Linked DNA regions of Homo sapiens: region 1 is linked to region 2. Evidence: chromatin contacts called from ENCODE Hi-C data. All regions are on one chromosome and are shown on one strand. The core of a region is the stretch at or near the end of the contact, and the rest is flanking DNA. Distances in the headings are between cores, read along the strand shown.

Evidence for each region. A loop is a pair of places that touch in the nucleus more often than their neighbours do. Pooled maps may share reads with other maps.
Region 1: a loop to region 2 is called in a map of OCI-LY7, with 5 times the contacts of the local background. The contact joins two enhancer-like sites. A Hi-C loop is called at or near these places in 1 of 168 maps with a recorded cell type or tissue (OCI-LY7), 2 of 37 single-sample maps with no recorded cell type and 1 of 50 pooled maps.

Annotation. Positions count from the first base shown.
Region 1 is chr6:87,755,654-87,758,353 of GRCh38, forward strand. No RefSeq gene overlaps it. Among named protein-coding and RNA genes, the nearest start is that of AKIRIN2, 55 kb to the left of the region's middle. Within about 2 kb of position 1,343, at least 7 of the 41 ENCODE cell types and tissues checked have a DNase peak (open chromatin) inside an H3K27ac peak, as active enhancers do; they include OCI-LY7, where a contact is called at or near this core.
Region 2 is chr6:88,614,688-88,617,406 of GRCh38, forward strand. All of the region lies in intron 14 of RNGTT (RNA guanylyltransferase and 5'-phosphatase), which reads right to left. Among named protein-coding and RNA genes, the nearest start is that of RNGTT, 350 kb to the right of the region's middle. Within about 2 kb of position 1,449, at least 3 of the 41 ENCODE cell types and tissues checked have a DNase peak (open chromatin) inside an H3K27ac peak, as active enhancers do; they include OCI-LY7, where a contact is called at or near this core.

The DNA.
Region 1 (2,700 bases), core at 93-2,592, 860 kb before region 2:
CATGCACACATTGCTATATTTATTCCTATATCTATATAAATATATTGAAGACCATAACATCATTTAGATACTTCCAATTTCAACTGGACAACTACAGGGTTCATTCCAGATTTCTGTTTCAATATTTGTGACTCCCTCCTCCAACAATGGGAAACCTGGCTTTCATTATCCTTAATAAGTTACTTATTTGACTAATCTCCTCTTTGTAACTAGTGTCCTATTCTCCTTCTGTGCTCTTATCCTGGGAATGTCCTCCCACTCTACCTGGACTCTGAAACTTTATACCCAGCCACCCTTCCATGGGGACACCCTCTTCACTCCACTGGGATTCTGCCACCCCAAGCCAGGCTGCCCCTGCAGGAACACTGTCCTATCCTGTTCAGTCTCTGACACCACACAGCAAGCAGCCCTCCTGTGCAGACACTTTTCTCACCCTGCTGGGGCTCCAACACCCAGCTCTGGACCACGGTGGCTTCCCTCATTAGTCACAGATGTTATCCTGCTCTGCCCCACCTAAAGGCTTTAGCACCAAATTGCTGAGAGGGAAGGGAAGGGAAGAAAATTCCAAATGACATATTTTTGGGAGTGAGAAAGGGGGCACTGAACCTTGATCCAAACGAGGGTGGGAAATGTGGAATGCTGAGCAGGGAGAAGCAGGGAGATGAGGTGGAAGTTAGTACATAATAGAGGGTTTGAGGCTTGAATAAATATCGGCTATTGGAGTGGGTCCCTGTTCTTGGGCCTGTTTGCGTGTTTGAGGACCCGACTCATATTTTTCTGGGCTGAGAATGCTGCCACCAGCCTGGAGCCTCATCAAACCACTTTTTATTAAAAAACCACCCGTTGGCTCCTGTTGTTTTTTATGCTGATTAAGAACACTGACTTGGCTAAATGAACAAGGGGGCTGATTGTTGCTCTGTCTCTTGAAGCAGGAGAGGCTTTTGATCGAGTTGAGTGGGAGTTTATGTTTGAGGTACTTTAAAAAATGAAATTTGGAGATAAGCTTATGAACTGAATTTGAACTTCATTTCAAGCTCATTGAACAGAAATGTTTTAGATCCCTTTAATCTGAAAAAGGCCCATTGCAATTGTCCTTTGAATCTCTTATTTTTCTTTAAGATAAAGCTTCTTCTCAAATTACTTACTATTTATCTACGTACTGAGAAGGGAAAAATAAACTTAAGTTTAAAGATGTTTGGATATTTTTCTTTCTCTGAGGATAGGAAACATGGCTCGGGTGCCTTCTCTCTCCACCCTGGCACCCAGAGCAAGGATGTTGCTCATTAGTGACTAAGTAGGACCAGCGTCTCAGGTGGCAATCTGGGAGCAAGCTCAGCTTCACAATGGGGGACTGTGGGTTGGTTGCACAGAAAGCAGAAGCTTGTGGGTTCTAATCTCACTTCCTCCATTGGCTTCTGGGTGGCTTTAGGTGAGTCATTTAATTTCCACATGTTTGGTTTGCCCCATCTGCCACATGGAGCTAATGATACTCCTCATCTACTTATTTCACAGGGATGTTGTAAGAGCTGATTAATGTACAGGGTGGCCAAACATTGCACATGTATGATGAGCTAAGAAAAGTAAGATAATGAGCCCAGAAACCTTTTCAAATTAGGGGTGATCTTTTCCTTTAGGAATGAGCTGTGCTTATGATGCTGTTTTTTTTTTTTTCCTGAGTCGGAGTTTCACTCTTGTCGCCCAGGCTGGAGTGCAAGTGGTGTGATCTCGGCTCACTGCAACCTCTGCCTCCTGGGTTCAAGTGATTCTCCTGCCTCAGCCTTCCGAGTAGCTGGGATTACAGGTGTGTGCCACCATGCCCCAGCTAATTTTTGTATTTTAAGTAGAGACAGAGTTTTGCCATGTTGGCCAGGCTGGTCTCAAACTCCTGACCTCGGATGATCTGCCAGCCTCTGCCTCCCAAAGTGCTGGCATTATACGAGTGAGCCACCACGCCCGGCCTTTTTTGTTTTTGTTTTTGTTTTGCACTCTGTCACCTGAGCTGGAGTGTGGTGGTGTGATCTCAGCTCACTGCAACCTCCGCTTCCCAGGTTCAAATGATTCTCCTGCCTCAGCTTCCCTAGTAGTTGGGATTACAGGCGTGTGCTACTGTACCTGGCTAATTTTTGTATTTTTAGTAGAGATGGGGTTTTGCCATATTGGCCAGGCTGGTCTCAAACTCTTGGCCTTGAGTGATCCGCCCGTCTCAGCCTCCCAAAGTGCTGGTATTACAGGTGAGCCACTGTGACCAGCCATGGTATTTTTTTTTTTTGACCATTTCTCTGTCTTATTAATTTAACTCATGCTATTATTAATTATATACATAATATGTTTGGCTCAACATGGATGACATCATTCATTTCAATATATTTTTGTTTGCTTCCTATGTGCCTGGCACTCTCTGTATTAGAATTAAAAACCTAAGTGAAAGCCAAATTATAGGAAGGTCAGGAAATGGGAAATATTTATGAGCAAATTCATGCTTATATTTCTTTTGTTAACTCTGAAGATGTATTTGTTTGAACATACACTTCTGCCCGGTGGCTCACGCCTGTAATCCTAGCACTTTGGGAGTCCAAGGCAGGCGGATCACCTGAGGTCAGGAGTTAGAAACCAGCCTGGCCAACATGGTGAAACCCCATCTCTACTAAAAATACAAAAAAATAAGCTGGGCATGGTGGCACATGCCTGTAATCCCAGCTA
Region 2 (2,719 bases), core at 199-2,698:
CATGGGGACCAATACCTTCAATATTGTCTGTGTCTCTACGGCTTTCAGAAATTGAGTATACTGCCTAGGTTTCATCAACTTTCAGAAAGGTCTAACCATCTAAATTCCTATGTTAAAATCTAAGAAATGCCGTGTACTAGTTAAATGAAAAAGTTACATATCAATAGTGAATACTAGGATCAAATTCAGGCAATGTACATCCTAAATATTTTGCTTTCCAAGCAGTGACAATTAACCAACAATCTAATCTTCAGGAAACTTAGCCTTTCCATCCCCAAACTAGTACAAATTTACAGATGAAGCTATTTGTGACATTAGTTGATGGGTTTTTTGGCTTCTTCACCTCAGATGACTGAATATGGATACTCTATCAAAGCTAACAAGTATCCATGGTAACTACGAACCTTTTAAAAGATATTTCACTGGGCTGTGAGAATGGTTTTCATAAATAGGAACCTAAGCTTATCTTTGTAGTTTTCAAATCAAATGCCAGTCATGGTAATATTTTAATTCTGTCCTCATCTTTCATGGCTAACAACTTTTCCTCACAATATGGTAGACTGCAATCATTTAACTTCATTAGCATTATCTGAAACATTCTCATTTTTCTACCCACATATTCACTACCACCTAGGAATATGACGAGAAGTAAGTTTTTAAAAGATGCTTTCAATTCGCAGATTAGGCAGCACATGTCTTCATAAAAACTTTCAAACTATATTCCTTTCCCTTTACATTTGATTGTACCATCTGCATTTTCAACAAATCCAACAGGTGCAATACACTCAGTGGTTTTGGAACTAGACATGCCCAAAAAAGTGATATTCCAAGTAGCAAACTTGCCAAATTTATCCTCAAATATTCATTATTTTAGTCTCAATTCTCTTGCCTTGCTTTCTAGGGACCCATTCTTTTATTTTGGAAACACTGTGTATATGCAAGTATTGGACAACTCATTCAGTTAGGTAAACACAGTTTTGCTATACCACATGTAAGGTCTAACAGAAATAAGTTTCTAAACCTTTCAGTGTCTATTTCCTAATTTCTAAAATGGGGAACAAGTTCCTAATTTACTGGGTCACTGAAAGAATAATAATTGAAAGTGCCTGGGACATAGAACAATCAGTAAAATTGTTAACCAAATATAAAATTAGGCAATGAAACATTGCTTTTTAAAATCTGTGGTAAAAAAACATTGAATTTTCCATCTTAACCATTTTTAAGTGTACAGTTCAGCAATGCTAAGTGTATGTCTAGAACTTTTCCATCTTGCAACACTGAAATGCTATACTCCCTAAACACTAATTGCCCCCCTTCCCCTCTACCCAGACCTTGATAACTGCCTTTCTACTTTCTGTTTCTATGATTTTGACTACTTTAGATACTTCATACGAGTATTAACAGAATCACACACTATTTGTCCTTTTGTGATTGGCTTGTTTCACTTAGCATAATGTCCTTGAGGTTTATTCATGTTGTAGCATGTGACAGAAATTCTTTCTTTTTAAAGGTAGAATAATATTCCACTGTATGTATACACCACATTTTCTTTAGCCATTCATCTGTCAATGGACACGTGGGCTGCTTCTACCTCTTGGCTATTTTGGATAATGTTGCAAAGAACGTGGGTGTGAAAATATCTCTTTGAGATCCGGTTTTAAATTATTTTGGCTATACACCCAGAGGCAGTATCACTGGATCATAATTTTATTTTTAATCTTTTGAGGACCCCTTTGTTTTCCATAATGGCTGCATCAATTTACATTCTCACTAACAGTATGCAAGGGTTCCAATGTCACATCCTTAACACCTGTTAGTTTTTGTTCCTTTTTTTTTTAAAAAAAATTGACGCCCATTGTTTACTGTGCTCTAATTTAAACTTTTTGTTCTTTCATAGTGGCCATCCTGATGGTGTCAGGTGCTATCTCATTGTGGTCTTGATTTGCATTTCACTAATGACTGAGAATCTTTCCATGTGCTTATTGGCTGTATACTTTCTTCAGTATACTTTCTTCAGTATACAAGAAACTTTGTCAATTTTTTTAATTGGGTTGTTTATTGTTGTTGAGATGTAGGAGTTCCTTATATATTCTGGACATTAACTTCTTATCAGATGTACAATTTGCAATTATTTTCTCCCATTCTGTAGGCTGCCTTTTCACACTGCTGATTGATTCCTTTGATGTACATAAGTTTTTAACTTTGATGTAGTCCTCTTTGTCTATTTTTTATTTTGTTGCCTATGATTTTGGTGTTGCACACAAGAAATCATTGCCTAATCCAATGTCCTAAAGATTTGTCCTGGCCGGGCACAGTGGCTCACGCCTGTAATCCCAGCACTTTGGGAGGCCGAGGTGGGCAGATCATGAGGTCAGATCGAGACCATCCTGGCTAACACAGTGAAACCCTGTCTCTACTAAAAATACAAAAAGATTAGCCGGGCGTGGTGGCAGGTGCCTGCAGTCCCAGCTACTCGGGAGGCTGAGGCAGGATAATGGCATGAACCTGGGAGGCGGAGCTTGCAGTGAGCTGAGATCGTGCCACTGCACTCCAGCCTGGGCAAGAGAGGGAGACTCCATCTCCAAAAAAAAGATTTCTCCTATGTTATCTTTTACAAGTTTAATAGTTTAAGGTCTTATGTTTTGGTCTTTATTTTTGTGTTAATTTTTGTATATGGTGTAAGGTAGGGGTTCAACTTCATTCTTTTGCATGTGGATAT